Linked DNA regions of Mus musculus: region 2 is linked to region 1. Evidence: chromatin loops called from intact Hi-C (ENCODE). Cell type or tissue: left cerebral cortex. All regions are shown on one strand. Each heading gives the region's core, and the rest is flanking DNA. Links, peaks and the distances in the headings are about the cores only.

What was found. Hi-C counts contacts between places; a loop is a spot of excess contacts. Peaks named below come from ENCODE experiments on the same cell type or tissue, not always from the same donor. Only the 100,000 strongest peaks of a DNase experiment are listed, where the experiment ranks them.
Region 2: a loop joins it to region 1, with 2.2 times the contacts of the local background. A loop is called at or near these places in 4 of 42 quality-filtered maps.

The regions. Positions count from the first base shown.
Region 1 is chr12:56,228,986-56,238,022 of GRCm38, reverse strand. Gm36754 (a long non-coding RNA gene) reads left to right here. Exons shown (of 3, transcript XR_381611.1): 2 at 1,504-1,575; 3 at 2,835-2,879. Among named protein-coding and RNA genes, the nearest start is that of Gm36754, 5.8 kb to the left of the region's middle. In left cerebral cortex, for the core only: no CTCF peak of the experiment used is centred there; DNase peaks (open chromatin) are centred at 3,224 and 4,614.
Region 2 is chr12:56,069,833-56,078,869 of GRCm38, reverse strand. No RefSeq gene overlaps it. Among named protein-coding and RNA genes, the nearest start is that of Gm22296, 160 kb to the right of the region's middle. In left cerebral cortex, for the core only: no CTCF peak of the experiment used is centred there; no DNase peak of the experiment used is centred there.

The DNA.
Region 1 (9,037 bases), core at 615-8,614:
CACCCCACTTGACTTCTAAACTCCCTGGGGCATCCAGTCTCTTCAGGGTTAGGTGCATCATCTCTGAATGAACACAGACCTGGAAGTCCTCTGCTGTGTGTGTTGGGAGCCTCATATCAGCTGGTGAATGCTGTCTGGTGGTCCAGTGTTTGGCTCTCTTAGTTTTTTGATGCCCCTCATAGTATTCTCCACAGTGGCTACATTTTCATGTTGTATAATAATGCCAGCGTCTATTGGTTCCAATCACTAAGACTTAAGTCTTCTGGGGTTTTGATAGCAGCCATTCTAGTGGGTGGTATTGATATTTGATTTGGGACATAGACCATCTTGTGTATATATATATATATATATATATATATATATATCAGTCATTCATTTGAAAAGAAGCTAATCCAGACAGCCTGAAGGGAAAGCAGAGTATTACTGGGCAGTCATATCTTCCTTATAGAAATGTTTCTTCAAAGTCATAACTCATTTATAAATCAGACTTTGTCGTGTTTCTTCAAAGCCTTTTTTTTTTTTTTTTTTTTTTTTTTTTTTTGGTTTTTCGAGACAGGGTTTCTCTGTATAGTCCTGGCTGTCCTGGAACTCACTTTGTAGACCAGGCTGGCCTCGAACTCAGAAATCCGCCTGCCTCTGCCTCCCGAGTGCTGGGATTAAAGGCGTGAGCCACCACACCCGGCTTTAAATCAGATTTTTGTCGTTGCTGTTTTGATACTGGGTTAAACAGGTTGTATTTGCTATTGATTTATAAGCAGTCTCTTATACTTTGGCATATAGCCCCTTATCTGATATAAAGCTTTGTTAGCCTTGTTTTATCTTTATGAGATTGATTTGGTATTTTGTATTTTCTTTGGCTTCATGTAAAATTTAAAATCATTTTTTATATTTGAAAAATGTGATTGGAAATTTGACAGAGATTGCTTTCAATCTGTAGATCACTTTGGGAAGCATAGACTTTAAAAACAACAACAACATTATTTTAAATCCATGTACATAAAATAGTTTTCCGTCTATTTACATTTTCTCTCATTGATGGTTTTCCATTTTCTGGGAATAAGTCTTTAACATTAAGTTAATTTCTAATATCGTATTCCTACTTTCCCTTTCAAATGGTTTGTTGCAAATACTTAGAAACACAACCATTTTTTTTTAATTCTGATTTTGAATCCCACTACTTTAAAATTGACCTCATGTGTTAATTCCAACAATTTTTACTTCTGCCCTAGAAATCTTTGATTTCATTTTCTTGCCTAGTCACTCTGGCCAGGACTTTTAGGACCGTGGTGGCCACCTTCCCTTTCCCCTTATCTTTCAGGAAGGCAGTCCTTTCTGGCCATGATGAATAATGTTCACTCTGAGATTTTCATATATTCTCTATTATATGGAAGCAATTTTTCCTTTGCTAGTTTGTTGCACATTTAAAATATGAACTTGCATGGAGTTTCACCAAATGACTTGTGTGTCTTTATTTTTGCCCTTCATCACGTTAATGTGGCACAGCAAGCTGATGAGGTCACATGACGAAGCATCTCTCATCTCAGTGATGGACTCCTCTTACACAGTTGTGTGATGGTGAGTTTTGTTTTCTAGTGTTTGGCTTGAGAATTTATGAACTTGCGTTCACTATTTTCCTCTCATTTATAGCCTAAATTTAATGTCTCTCAAACCACAATGCCCAATGATAAGAAAGCTAAAAATAAATAAATTGCCTTTGCTAAGGAATATGCATACCCAAGCCTAAAATGACATTCTGGCTGTTAAGTATTTAGATAGTAACCTGATTAAAAGAAAAACAGTTAAAGGTATATTCTAGGTTTATGAAGCTGCATCAATAGTGGATGTCTACTGATAAAAAAAATTAGCATTTTTCCTCTAGTAAATTATATGCTGCTTAAAGGGTTAGTTTAAAAATTAAGAGACTTTTAGATCGGTACCAGAGACCAGTTTCACAGTAATAGAAGGAGTGGGAGTCCTGGACTCTCAGGCCTGGCTTCTCCAGAACACCTTTCACGTACATTACCAAGGAGCTTCATTCCTGTAATAAATATTCGAGTATTTCTGGTGTTCTAGATGGCTGTCCTGTAGCTGGCAGTTAGTCGGAGTCTGTCTATCAAGGCCCGTCTGCAACCACACTTGTGACTCCAACTCTAGTTCTATGAAGAAGTAATTTGCAGAATTGATACAAACAGATGTTAAAACCCATTGATATGATACATGCTCAAGTCTTCCTCCCTAATCATAAAGGAAAGATAACAAAGGCTCAGGCAGTTGTGCCTGCAATGCCAGAAACTGTGGCAGGACCCTGCTGACAGGACCCTCCTGTGGGGATGGAAAAGGGAGAACCCTGTAGGACGTGCCATTGTATCTGTCCTTTCCACATGTGACTGTATTCTCCTCCTGGTTTCCAAGAACCCAAGAGATCTTTGAAAAACTATTTATCACAAAAACCCAGTCTAGTCCCAAACTCCGACTCTGACAGGAACAATAGAGCTTGCTGAGTGTGGCATCAGATGTTGACCTCTGAGCTGAGGACTGGGCCCTGTGTGATCTCTGTTCTTATTAACTTGTTGTTTCGGCAGGTTTTACTTGTTTGTAGAGAAGAGTTTGTCCAGTCCAAAAGAAATAAACAATATCAGGCTTTCGGCTGTTTGCTTGTGATTTTCCTTAGATAAACTCATTTGTCTGAGTTTAGAGTGAATTGCGTCTGTTCCCTCAAAAAAAAAAAAAAAAAAAAAAAAAAAACCAAAATGTGAAATTGTGGTAGTTTCATTGATTCCTCACAAACATTAAGTACTTTTCCTATTTACTTCTTTTTCCATGTGTATTTTTAGCTGTCACTGCAAATCACCACTGTTGCCCCAAAGATTGATGATGCCTTGCAATAGAGTGGAGGCCAGAGAAAAGGTAAGTTAAGTTCCATGTATTTCAGAAAGCACACTGGAGAGGCTTGCCTCCCTTTTCCCTCAATTTACAAACGCTTCTGATAAGTTCAGTCAGGAAATAATAATGAAATTCCAGAAGGGCTTGCTGCACTAACTCTCGTTGGAAATAAGAGAAGCCAATCTCGGCAATTTGTCGCCAAATGAATCTGTCAGCTGGTATTTGTAGTCCACACCACCCTCGTGTTCTGCATTAAGCTCACCATTTCTTACCTTCTACACTCCTAGACCAGTCTTTATCGGAAATCAATTTCATGCCTCTCTGTGTAAAATTTGGCAGCCAGAGTTTATCCTCGTGGGTAAACCACATGGTGTGACACAGAATCATCTCTGGACATATGGCAGCTTCAGCTGGGTTTGTTTCCCCTCTTTTATTCTGCTCCTCCCGGGGATAGATTTCTCTTCCATAATATCTCTGTTCACTCATTTTATGAATGGTGCTGAGGCATTTAATGGGATTTTCATTTGTATACAGCATCCTCTGATGCTGCAAGGAACACACAGAAGAAAAAAAAAGGCAAAACGTGATTGTAATTGTGTCTTTGTCTTTATATGAACAAGACAAGACTTCTTAAATATAAAAGAAGCTGATGGCCCAATTAAAGGGAAAGATAATGAAACTCTGGGGGAGGTGCCTACTGCACAAGCACAAAGATCTGCATTCAGAATCTTAGCACCCGCTTGGTGGTCTGCATCTGTAACCTTAGCACTGGGGAGAAGAGTCAAGACAGGCAGATGCCTGGAGCTCACTCGTCAACTGGTGAGTTCCAAGCTCCAACTCACTCAGTCAGCTAACTGGTGAGTTCCAAGCTCTATCTTGAAAAACATGAGGTGGAGATCAATAGAGAGACAATGGACATCACCCTCTGGCCGTCCCAGGCAAGTGCACCATGTATATGTGCATCCGCATGCACATGAGCACACACACACACACACACACACACACACACACACACACACAAACCACACACACAATCTACATACACATAAAACAAATGTTACAAAGTTTAAAAATAAAAGAGAGATTTGAGAGCCTTTACCAACTATCCTGTGTCTTTTCTTCTGTTCCTCTTTCATTTCTTTTTCTCTCCTCTCCTCCTCTCTCCTTCCTTCCTCTTCCCCCTTTTCTCTGTCCTTCTCTCCTCTCCCATTTCCTTCTCTTCCTCTCTTGCACTCCTCATAGCTTCTATATACTCCCCTTCCTTCCTTCCTTCCTGGCTAATCTATCATATGTCAGGATCAGTCAATGGCAACCCATTCCTAAAGAAGGGTTTAGCATTGCTTCTGAGCTGAGAGTTTGGAGGGCAGTTTGAGGGTTAACATCTCAAAAACAAAAACAAAAACAAAAACAAAAACTGGCCTTAGATCAGTAGCAGCACTGGTGACAGCATCCGAAACCCTGCTAAAGGAATGAACTCAGTCCCCCAGAAGAACTGTTGAATCAAAGCTCTGGTTCACAGTGAACATTAAAGTTTGGTGCCAAGGGCCAGACTCAGCTTTGTCAGGGGCCCTGAGTAAGGGGTGTTTGGGAGTGAATAAAAAAAATGATTCAAAGTCAAATCATGGGCACAAGCTGACAGCATTGTAGTCTGCTTGAGATGGCTCCCTAGACAGCTCTCTGTTGCTAGCTCTTGGTTCTGTAGTCTGCTCAAGATAGCTTTCTGCTCTAGATAGCTCTCTCTGCTTGAGACAGCTCTCTTTTGCTAGAAAAAAAAAATTCTAAAAGCTCTCTGGGTAGCTCATGGGTTTTCTGACCAGAGTCAGAAAAACTCCTATTAAAAAAAAAAATCTTGGATGTTCTAGGAAAGATGCTAAAATAGATATGTTCCCTCTCCAGAGATCTCCAGACAGCTTAGCTCTTGCTAGGAAAAAAATTCTAAAAAAGAACTGCTATCACTTTCTGCTAGCACATCTCATGCAGACCAAAAGCCAGGTCTTTTATTTACGTATCAATTCAGTCATTTACTCCAGGTTCCATCTTAACCATCCCATGAATCAGTACTCTAAGACCCCAGCCCCTTGATTCTTAGAAGACAACAAGTACACTTAAAACAAAACAAAACAAAACAAAACAAAACAAAACAAAACAAAACAAAACAAAACAATAGCAAATGAAATCAGAGATCTTCCTGGACCTACAAGCACAAACAACAAACGTAGCTGGGTGGGATACCATCCTGAGATTACCATTATGATCATGCCTGGAGCTAAATTAGCTCTGTCCCAGGTTGCCCTTGAACTCAGGACCATGCCTGCATTTGTATCTTTCTGACAAGCTGGCTCATAATGCTGCTGCCATTGTTCTTTGTCTGTGAAGCTCCTCGTATAATTAATATTGCATCTTCATATTTTGAGTAGCTGAGAAATTATATATTTTTAAACTCATTATTTCAGAGTTCTTTCCCACAGCCCTAAGGGCTGTCCTAAAGGTCACAGCATTCTATCATTTTGCTGAGACATTAGACACACCCTCACCTCCTGGACTCCTGTTGTCTCTGATGATCATGGAGTCATTTATCTTGGCAAAGAGGACATTGCCCTGAAGGAGGAACACAAAGTAAAATATACAAATAAACTTTATACCTAGCAACTGTTAACACTGGTGGAAGCCCACACTCTGCTAGCTCTGTTCCAAGGGCAGGAAACCATGTCATACTATACTTTCCACATGGCTAAGCAGTACTCAGAAGTTTGTCAATGGCTGGACTAGAATAGGCCAGGAAGTGCTACTACAAGAGTCACATAGGGTATGGTATTGGGTGTAGGGACTGGCTTAGATCCTATACTCAGAGAAATGACTTTAAGGAAACCATGTTATACAAAAAGAATAGTGGGGCTAGAAAGATGGCTCAGGTGCCTTTCTAAGAACCAGGGTTTGATTCTCAGAACCCATATTAGACAGCTCATAATCATCTATAATTCCAACTCCACAGAATCCAATACCCTTGGCTTCTGTAGGCACCTGCACTCACATGCACATACCCAGGCATATGTGTCTGCACAGGTACACATGTAAAAAATAAGAAAAATAAATATTTTTTGTTTAAAAAGAAAGGAATGGAATGCAGCATTTACATGACTGTGTGCTTCTGATCAGTGCATTCTTCCTCTGCCCCCTCCCTTCATCTCTGACATTTAACATTAGTACCCATAGCTACACACACACACACACACACACACACACACACACACACACACACACAGAGAGAGAGAGAGAGAGAGAGAGAGAGAGAGAGAAAGAGAGAGAGAGAGAGAGAGAGAGAGAGAGAGAGAGAGAGAGAGAGAGAGAGAGAGAGAGAGAAACAAAAAGCAAAACAAACAAAAACAAATGGGAATGGCATTCAGGTTAAGTTGCAAGAGTAGGTAGTACTGGGATTTGTGGGGAAAGGAAGTAGCTGCCATTGACACTTGAATATCTGACAATTTGGCAGTGGAGGGACCTCTGGCTGAAGTCACAGCGAGTAGCTGGTCTTTTTAAGCAAACAGAGGCTTTGGTTTCCTTCTCAAGGTGATTATTAGTGGCAGCTTCTCTGAGGTCATATTCAGCTCTCAAATATTTTAATTATCCCATATGACTCTCAGATCGATCTGAAAGCTAGATTTTGTGATTTTAAATAGGGCATGCTAATCTCCCCAGGAGGCATCAAGATGTGACTTGTAACCAATTCCTTTTGTGTGGGTAGGGGAGGTAGCCTAGTATTACAGTGCTTGCTGCAAAGTGTGAAGACCTGACTTTCAATATTTAGCACATACATAAAACTTAGGCATGGTGACATGTGTCTGTTATCCCAACACTGGAGGAGCAGAGGCAGATAGCCAGCCAGTAGAGCCAAAACAGCAAGAAACCCTGTCTCACAAAATAAGGTGGGGAGTAATAGAGAAAGACACTCAGCATCGACCTTCAGCCTCCAAGCATGTACACAACACACACATACTCAGAAAGAGAAGCGGGGGAGTACGTGTGTATGCAGAGTTCCTTTTGTATGAAGCCATACTATTAGAAAGGATTCTAAAAGAAACTAGGGCCAGCTGTTATCAGGAAAGACTAGTGGGAATAATCTGAGTTATTAGAAAAATATGTGTCAAGGGTTGGTGATACATTTAGGACACAATTCCTTATTCTTCGTTCATGCTTTAAAGCTGAGACTTCATCAGTGAAAGATTCTGGCTGGAGATTCCCTGAGATTCACAATTCCAAAGTCAATAAGCAAAGACAAAGAGAACAACCAAGATAGAAACAAGAAATTAAGTGAGAAAAAACCAAACCAAACCAAAACATGAAGACTTCCAAAACCATCTAACAAACTCACGTTTCCTGAGACTAACATATGGCAGAGGAGGCCCCAATACCAGCCCTCACTTTTGCAGAAATCCTTTCTATCAGACCCAGCCTGTACCCACTTACTTCCCGTCTACCACTCACTCCACTCAAAACATCAACCTGATTTCATTCCCAATTTGGTTTAAAACACCTTCCAATTCATCCCTATCTGGAATCATATTGAGCAGTAATGTATGCACTGGCTTCACCCAGCACCAACCGGGCATACCTGTGTATGGAGGATGGGGGCAGGGGACATTTGCCACATTTTTCTCATTGCCTATTCCAAGAAGAAATAAATTTTATTAGTGTTTATAGTTGAGGTCAAAGTTTGAGAAGACTTTTTCAAAGGCTGAATTTTCTCAGAGTTTACTGGGATTAGTGATTCTGACAAGCTGTTATGCATTTATTTTAATCTCTCACCAAAGAGAATAATTTCTTCACAGATAAAAGCGTAGGTGCAAAGCAGCTATTGTGTATGCACAGTAGCATATTTTTAAACCCTGTCTTATTAAGGAAGAGAGGATAACAACCAAATGTGCCCTAACAACCGAGTTCATACTTTACATTACTGGGTCTTAGGCCATTAAATCAATGCATGCTGGGCGGGAACTTTGCTCCTAATGTGTGTACAATTTTATAAGTTCTTCGACTACAGAGCAAATTCACAGGTACTGTGTGGCTTCTTAAGTCTATAATTCTTTAATAGCTTTTGCTTTTAACGTTTCCCTCCCCGCTTGCTCAGTAAATGGTTCAGTTTGGATTGAAAGTCAAAGATAATTCAGCACAGAAGTGCTGAGTTGGTGTTCCTTTCTAAAAGGGTTAATGGCCAATAGTCAATGAATTGAAATTAAGGTGAGAGGGTATTAAAAGGGGGAGGCTGGTTGTACTTTAATTTTTTTCTTTTGAGATTAATTGATTGTATATATGGTGATCTATACACCAAAGTCAGATTTAATATGTGGTGTTGAAAACCAGACTCTGACATGAGAGCCACAATCTCTCTGAACTTTTTATGTTAAAGGGGTCAAGGTGAACTGGAGAGATTCAATATTGAGCAAGAGGATGATTGAAAAACAGGGGAGAAAGGGAGACCTTGGAAGGCTTTATAATGAAGATGGAGATCCAGCATCCTATTCCTACGTGGGAGAGGAGAAACCATGGCCTAATGGAGTGTTTTTCTGAGCTTTGGTTGGAAAACATGGTTAAAGAAAGAAAGAAAGATATTATTTGATACAAAATGGGAAAGAAGAGTCAAGGTAGCAAGATTATAGAGGTGGTAAAAGAAGAAAGAGCTAAAGGGTTTCTAAACAAAAGGAATGGCCAAAGTTTTCAAATGGAAGGGGAATCATAGCCCTTTTCTTTTTAAAAAATGTATGTATGTATGTATGTATGTATGTATGTATGCATGTATGTATCTACATGCCAATTGCTGCCCTTCCTCCCAGTCTTCCCCTCACAGAGTCCCTCCCCCATCACCTCTGAGAGGGTCGGTGCCTCCCTGGGTATCCCCCAACTCTGGTGCATCAAGTCTCTGCAGGATTAGGCACATCCTCTCCCACTAAGGCAAGACAAGGCAGCCCTCTGCTACATGTGTGTTGCAGGCCTCTGTCTAGCTCATATATGCTCTTTGATTGGTGTCTCAGTCTCTGAGAGCCCCAAGAGGTCCAGGCTAGTTGATTCTGTTGGTCCTCCTGTGGGGTTCCCATCCCCTTCAGGGCCTTCAATCCTTCCCCCAACTCTTCCACAAGGGTCCCTGACCTCCATCCAAAGT
Region 2 (9,037 bases), core at 362-8,361, 160 kb after region 1:
AGATAGATAGATAGATAGATAGAGATTATATATAAATTTTTTTATTCTTCTCTTATACAATACTTCCCAACGTGCAGCCTTCCCTCGCTCCAGTCCTCCAAGTCCCACTCACTTCCCTTCTCCCCCAGATTCACTGCTCCTCCATTTCCCTTCAGGAAAGAGTAGTCCTCCCAATAATATCCACTGAACATCCCATAACAAAGTCTAATAAGACTAAGCACACACCTCATATCAAGGCTGGGCAATGCAACCCAGTAAGAGGAAAGGGGCCCCACAAGCAGGCAAGAGAGTCAAAGACAACACCCCCGACTCCCACTGTTCAGAGTCCCTCCCCCCAGAAAAACCCCACCAAGCTAAACAACCACAGCATGTATGCAGAGGGCCTAGTGCAGACCCATGCAAGCTCTGTGGCTCTGTGGTTGCCACTTCAGTCTCTGCGAGCTTCTATAAGCCCTGTTTAGATGATTCTATGGGCTGTGCTCTCCTGGTATCTTCAACACCGTTAGCTTCCCCTCTTCTGTAGGGTTTTGGGGAGTAGAGTTTCTCATTCCCTTTCCCCGTTGGTTCTTCATTCCTGAAAACAAAATGACTACTAGAGGATGGGCATGGTGATGCACTCCTTTAACCCCAGCACTTGGGAGACAGAGACAGGAAAATATGTAGAGTTCAAGGACAGCCTGGTAAATACTAGATCATATAAAGCTACACAGTAAGACTTTGCCCCCCCCCCAAAAAAAGACAATAGAAAAATAGATGATAGGTAGATAGATGATAGGTAGGTAGATAGATAGATAGATAGATAGATAGATAGATAGATAGATAATCTTGTTTGTTTGTTTGTTTGTTTGTTTGTTTGTTTTGGAGAACCATCAAGAGAACATGGCTGGTACTTAAGTAGAACTGCTTCTGTAATGTGCATGGCCTATTTCCAGTGCCAAGTGTAGAGAACACTCATTCTCTTCTCACATTCTAACTAATGTGCAAAGCCTCAACTTCTGATTGTTATTATTTATTATAGAAGCTCCACAAACCCATATGCTTTCCCTGTAAAGATTTAGTAACAAATCAAAAAGGAAATTTAAAGGTAGACACTCTTATTTTGAAATAAATCTACAATTAAATCCCATTTCTTTAAACTTCCCTTTGTAAAGTTAGTTCATTGTGCATGTAGTTATCTATTCCAAAAGTAACAATAAACATATTGTGTGCCAGACACCAGATATGGATAAGAGGGGAGGCTGACACACCCACCACTCAGCACAGAGTTCCACCTCCTAACTCTTCTTTTGATCTTGTGGACATTGTGGGTTGTTTTCATCAGGCTACTCTTAAGAACTAAAGAGTATGTACACAGAGGGGTTTGTTTTAAGGAACTGGCTTGACCTATCATGGAGCCTGAAGAGCTCACATTCTGAAAGGGCCAGACCGTAGGCTGGGAGTCCAAAGAAGAGCTGCAATCTGAGTCTGCCAGCCACCTGCTCTCAGAGCACCCTTCTCTCTGAGGAAAGACAACCTTTTTAAAGATTGGGAATTTTTGTTGATTTGGATGAGGCCCCCCTACATTAACTTACTTTATGTAAAACCTGCTGATTTGAAGATTAATCTCACCTGAAAAGGAAAAGGAAGAGGAGGAATCTACCTTCAAAAAAAAATCTAGAACAGTATATGACCAGATATGTACACATTTAGAAACTGCCACATTAAATTAGCTATCCACACATAAGGCAACCAGAGAACAATATGTTCTATATATTTAAACTGAAGAGTCCTATCATGGATGAAAAGAAAAGTACTGACTTTACCAGGTACTGGCTCATAGTCAGACCTTTGCAAACTCTGCTTAAAACATTAACATTTAGCAGATATTATATCTACTTTTTAGATGAAGAAGATGAGGCCCATAAACATATGTAAATTGTCCAAAATCATTTAGCACAAACTCTAAGCCAGATTGGCATGGCAAAACCCAAATAATTTAGAGAGGAGAGAATTCCAGAAACACCAGGAAGCCAGGGGTGGGGCCAGAGCAAACTTGACTGGGTAATGATAAAAGTTCTCCCTCTGTAGTGAGGCCTTCAGTACCTCTTCCAACTCAGAAGTCATATCATACATGTTCACTCATTCCCAATCATTGTCCTTTTTCCTTAGAATGCAAGTCTAGATTGGGGGTGTGGCTCAGTGGCAGAGGGCTTGCCTAGAGTTCAATGTTCAGGACTACAGCCCATAAAAAAGGGAAAGAAGTGTACACATTTGTGAATAAGCAAGACATACATGATATGAAATGATAAGATTTAACTCCCACTCTGGGCTATGCTTCATCAGTTCTTCAAACCAACAGTCATTATCAGAAACATTTTTTATCTCCACTTTGGCTTTTATTTGGGAGCCAATCCAAATTGTATTGTTTTAAATAGTATGACATGATTTTTTTCAATCTTTAGAACATACTTTGCAGTGAGCATCATATATAAACCCTCATTCATGTAGCCCTTCATTTCCTTTGGTAAATATTTAGAAATAAAAGTATTTTTATCAAAATGGCATGTCAGTGTAGTTTTGGCTTCTCTTCCTATGAAGCTGAAGGCATTGCCTATCTTAATATATGTGGATGGCCTTTTGATGGTCTGTTCTATAAAGTGCCTAGTCAAGAGTGTGGTCCATTTTCTCTCTTTAAGTTGTTCATGTTTTGTAAGTTTGGATGAATTATACACACATATACACAGACATATATACATATTATGCAATATATATATTTTGCAAACATCTTCTGCAAGTTTCTGGCTTGAATTTTAATTCTATCCATATTGTCCTTATTCTTTAATTTCAACACAGTCATTTAGAGTCAATGCTTTTTCTGTCCTATTCAAATATGTTTATTCACCTAAGAACATGAAGGTAATCTGTTTGTTTGTTTGTTTGTTTGTTTGTTTGTTTTCTAGAAGGTTCTACTTATACACAGTCAGAAGCTTTTCATTTAGGCATTTAAATTTATAATCCACCTTGAATTGACATTTGCATATGATACAAGGTATTTATCATAAACTAAAATATAAATATAGAAAAGCCACACAAAATAAAGAATTATTGTAGATAAATGTTGCCAATGTAAAAAAAAATTTTTTAATGGTTTAATCTGAGGCTTTTGTACTCATTCCTCAACCAGTCCCCTCCCAGGTCCTGGCTTTGAATACTGCCAAGATAAACTCAGTTGGGACCAAAACAGCCATGAGCTTTTGATCATTCTTTCTGAGTGTAGACTTCCCTAGAAAGATGTGACTCTAGGCAAGGCAGCTCTCTGTAGCTGAGGACTGTAAACAGCTGGCTGCATCCCAGTACTCAACAAGATTTCCTTGGATGTCACAGCTCTGTATCTAAAACTGTAACTTCAATTTGCTCTATTTTACAGCAATGTTATCTGGGAATGTATTCAGTCTATAGATAAATTTGGGGGAATTTATAGGTGTGTGTGTGTGTGTGTGTGTGTGTGTGTGTGTGTGTGTGTGTGTGTGTGTGTGTGTTGTTCGTGTGTGCCTATATATGAATGTGCAAGTATTTGTGCTCTGTACATGTATTAGGTGTGCAAGTGTTTATGCCTATGCATTTACAAGAGAGCTTAGAGCAGAAAGCTGGTGTCTTCATTTATCACTCTTTACCTATTACCGAGAGATAGACTTTCTCCTGGAACTGGAAGTTAGGCATTTTGTCTAGTCTGGCTATCCAGAGTGCTCTCAGAATCTGCATGTTTCTGCCTCATAGTGCTTGGAATATAGGTACTACAACTATGCTTAGCTTTTCACATGAGTGCTGGGAATTTGAACTCAGCCCTTTATGCTTATAGATCATGTGTTGCTCTTACCCACCTAATCATCTCACCATCTCGCCAGAATTTGTATCTTTAAAATATTTAGCTTTTCAATACCTGCAAATGAAATGTCTCTTCACATGTTTAGTTTTATCTGCACTAGGCTGCACAAGAATATTCCTATTCCCTAGTAATTATGGAAGAGAAAAAAATTATCCCAGTCAGAATGGTAAAGATCAGCAAAACAACTGGAGGGTGTATGGAGGGGGAAGAAGGAATCCACTGTTAGAATTGTAAACTGGTACAGCCACTATGGAAACCAATGGGGAGAATTCTCAAAAAGATGACACTACAACTACCATGTGGTGTATGCTCAAAGACTCAACATCCTACTCCTCAGATACTTTCTCAGTCATATTATTGCAGCTCTGTTCATAATAGTTAGAAAATGGAAAGAACCTAAATGCCCTTCAACTGATGAATAGATAATAAAAATGTGGAACACATATACAATGGAATACGATTAAGATAAAAAGAAAACAAAAATTCTGAACTTTTTCAGGTAAATGTAAGGAACTAAAAAATAGATTGAGGGGGAGTAATCCAGACTGAGATAATGAGGACAAACATCTAATGTTCTCTCTCTTCTGAGGATCCTAACTCCAAATCTTCAGATATGAGTTCATATCCCTGAATAACTACAGAAAACAGGAAAATACAAAGGTACAGTTATGCCCAGATTGTGAGGTCCTCGCAGACCACCAGGAGTCCAACTCATATGCAAAAGCAAAGAGTCTTTATTCAGTCTCCAGCTTAGAACCTCTGATCTCTCCAGCACCATAGATGCTATGAAAGGTCCTGAGCTGGTACAAGCCTTGCCTATTTATCATGGTTGCTGTAGCAGGGTAAAGGACTTCCCAGCTTGGCTGTTACATGATTGGTTGACATTTGTTTGGTGCATGTCTATGGGTTAGTAATGATTTCAGCTTGGTATGAACAATGGTTGCTTTATCAATATACTTTGAAACATTAGGTACTTTCCCCTTAAGAATTGATTGGTTTTTGTTAGGGGTAAAGTGGCTGTTTGCTCGGAGGAATTGTGATTGTTACCAGGGTGCTATGGTTCCTAAAACAAGTTGAGGTTTTTTTTTCCAAGAGCTGAGTTCATTCAGAGGGCAAGTTAATCATAAAATGGAGTCTGAAAGCAAAATGGAGATTGCCCTTCAGGCACCACTGCTTGTGTGGGGAGTTGGGTAGCAATAAAGACAAGAGCAAGGTACAGTTATCTGATCATGGAAATGGGGGAAGGAAGGAAGCTTTTTAGGAAGGGAGAAGGAGGTAAATAGAGAAGAAAGGAGGAGGGTAAAATAGACATAAGGATATCTGAAAATCATTAAAAACATACTATTAACCATTTACCTTTAAAAAAACTATAATACACATAAGTCTGTATATAAATAAACATATATTATTTAAATGGAACTTTCTCACCTGAGCTGGCAATGGTCCCTCTAAGAGTCAAAAACAATTTAATAAAAATCTCAACACCATACATGAAAAGTCCTTTTTTAAGTGGTTGCTCTGGGTTGTCCAGGAGACTATAAAAAATATTATAGACTACTGTTATTGCCTTTCATTGCCTCCCAGAGGTAGAAGAAACCATGTACCTCAGACTCATGGCCTTATAAGGACTCAGAGATTGAATTGACCTGAAATTTTTCTGTAAAAGTAACTTTTATTCACCTGATGTAATTTCCATCACACAGCCTTACTGCTGAATAGCTCATTCTTTCTGAACTCTGGCTGGCTGGTTCAACTCAGCTGTTCTGGCTCAAATTATTCTCCAAGCTGACTGACTTAATCTGACTTCTCTCAGCTTCTGACTAAATTACTCTGCTTGGCCTCAAACTAACTCTGGCAATCTAGTCTAATCTTCTGGCTCCTTATTCTCTGACTTCAACTGCCTCCATGCCACTACACAGTCTGAACTCACAAACAAACTCAACTCCACAGCACTGAACTCACTGCACTGACTCCCCACTGATTGACTCAACTCCATTGCACTGAGTTCAACTGACTGAACAGAACTGACTGACTGCCTCTTGCTGCACTGCTCTCAAATAGCTTTTCTCCTGAGGGTTGTGTGTATCTTAACTCTGACTCTTTCTGTCAATTCTTTCTCTGATTCTTCACTTTGTCTTCCCCTCAATTTGGCATCACTGTTTGAAATTAAAGGTGGGGGCCAAATGATTCCAGCCAGAGGTATGTACCAAGGAATGTACCAGAGGTATGTCTACATTCCAGCTGAACCTCACAGACCTATAAGGTCTTTGGATGTGATGAGAACAGCCATGTTGCTGATTTAAAATTCCTCTACAGTCTCTTCCCTGAGGACTAGCTTCCATGGTACCAGAAGACACTATGCAAGCTTTCAAGCCACCACAGTCCTACCCAGCTATAACACCTATGAAATACAAAAATTACCGGCAGGACACATTAACCTTAAAGGTACAACAGTGACTCAAATACCTTGTCAAGAACTTAACAGTTCTCTAGTTGCACTTAAGACTTGTTCAACAAGACAGAAATCATGCCTGGTACAGGAAACCTAGTTAATTTCCTACGGCTAGTAAAGTCATGGATCTTGGAGGAGAATCTACTACCACCATTTTACTAAACCAGCATAATTCCTAACAACCTAAATATTTGTCCTTATACCCAAAGATAAGTCTTCACCCCCCTCATCAAGGAAATTTACTTTGCAACACATTGAGACTACTACAGAAAACCACAACCAATCAAAATGCAGGATTTCATAACCCAGCTCTAGCAGATACATTCATAAAGAAACTCCTGCATCTAATGCTCACAGAACATTGTGGAAGAGGGGAGGAAAGATTGCAATAGCCAGAGGATCAAGTAGTTTGCTGCAAGCCTATCTCCTAGTAATGTCAGAAGCCACACCCATAAAGTCTCACCTACATGGCTGCCTAAACATGAGTGGAACAAGGACAATACAACAGGTATGCTAAAATAGACAAGGAAAACTCACAAGTCCCCAACCCTACTCAAAGGACCACTAAGGAATGATGAAAGCAGGAAAAAGTCTTCCCAGGAAGAGCACACCAATTGGTTATCCAATCCCAGATGGTTAGCACTGAAAACATGTACACAAGTAACACAGTACAGACTAAGTAAGATTAATTTATGCATCTCAGAATGTATATGCATATAAAACAAAAATTAATGGGAAAAAAAGGTCATGGATTTGAAAGAAACCAAATAGGGCTATATGGGAGCTTTAGAGGGAGAAAAGAGGAGAAAACAATTGAATCATATCATAATTTTTAAAACTAAAAGAAGTAAAATTGTTAAACAAAGAACATGCCTATCAACAGGCATGGTTGGAGGAGGGACATGGGGAAGGGAGCTGCCCCTCACTGATGGTTATTACTGAGAGATTTGTGGAGAAGGGAATCATTGCCTCTAGTTGTGTGCCCACTGATGAACCAACCTGGATCCAATGAAAAGCACAAATCTGATGGTCACAAAGCTGACCCTGGTTAAGCAAAATGTGTCACAAAATAAAACCAAAAACCACAAATCCGGGAAAGACACTGGGAAAGACGTGGAAGGAGTTTTGACCGGGATGGAAGTGAGACAAATGTAGGGACCAGTAATCAGAATACATTGTATATGTGTATGAAATTATCAAAAGAAAGTTAATTAAAATGTTATAAAATTTAAAAAATGGTAGCAAACATCAGCCTTAAACCTCATATTAAAGAGAAACCATTCACTAGCTCACCTATTAAGTATGATTTTGTCAGAGACATGTGTTTATGTGTGTGCATGCATGCACACAGGCACACATGTAGACTAGTGCTCATATACATGTATATGCATATATATGGAGCCCAGGGGACAACCCTGAGTGTTTTTTACCACAGCTATCCACCTACATGTTATAAGACAGACTCTCACTAGATAATCTGCTGGTCAGTGAGCCATGGGGATGTGTCTGTCTATGTTTCCCCAACACTGAGATTACAAACACACACCTTAATACCACGGATTTTTATGTGGTCTCTGGGGATAGAATTCAGATCCATGTGCCTATGTGGTAACCACTTTACTGACAACCATCTCCCTTACTGTAGTTTTTTTGAAGACACAAATTGTTTTAAATATTAATCTCAATCAGGGTGGGTGGGGTTTACCCACCTTTCATCATTCAGTTCTCAGATAAAAGATACAAAACTTTTATGTTTATAGTAAGTCATTAAAGCACTAAAGATGGGCAGTTATCTACCTTCTATGCAATTATGTCTACTTGCCTACCAATAACCCCGAGTTACAACTTGCCTCATTACATCTGGGCCACTCTTAACTCCAATTGGCCACATTTTCATGACTCACCTACCCCATGGCACCTCCTTCCTCTTCCCCTCATGGTGATTCTCTGACCCTAAGCCCAGGAACCAAAAACTCTGCGTATCTCCCTTCTGCTCAGCTACAGGCTGTAGGCATCTTCATTCATCCATTGGGAGTAACTAGGGAGCAAGGTTACATAGCATCATTTGGGTCTACAAGAGAACCTCCCCATTCCTGGGGGGTTAACAGGAATTAGTTAGCATTACAAAACATAGCAACAGACCAAATCTCAACAATAGACTTTCAAATTGAAGAAGTTTCCTTTATCTCTAGACTTTTTGTTTGTTTCTTGGTTTTCTTTTGTTGTTGTTGCCACAGTTGTTGTTTCAAGACAGGGTTTCACTGTGTAGCCCAGGCTTTCTGGAACTCACTCTGTAGACTAGGCTGGCCTTCACCTCAGATATCCAAGTGCCTCTACCTCCCCAGTGCTGGGATTAAGGGTGTGCACCACTACCACAGGCCTATCTGCTGCCAAGCCCACCCCGCACTTTCAAATGCCTATGGCTAGCTTGGGTGCACTTCTTGTAAACCCACACACTGCCACAGTTACCCTTCTCTGGAACCCAGTTGAGTTGCCACGTGAGGGAAAAACACCACACAATCTTAGTTTAGAGTCAACAGATAACACAATCGCTGGGCACAGAACTTGATTTTATAAAGTATTCTATGTTAGAACTAACTCTGGCTTCCTACATGGTATCTGCCTTGTTCCAGCAGTTCAAAAAGCAAGTTTCTTTCTCCTGCGTTCCCTCTTCCTCTGCCTGACCCAAAAATCCCGCCTCCTCGCTCAGTGATTGGTTT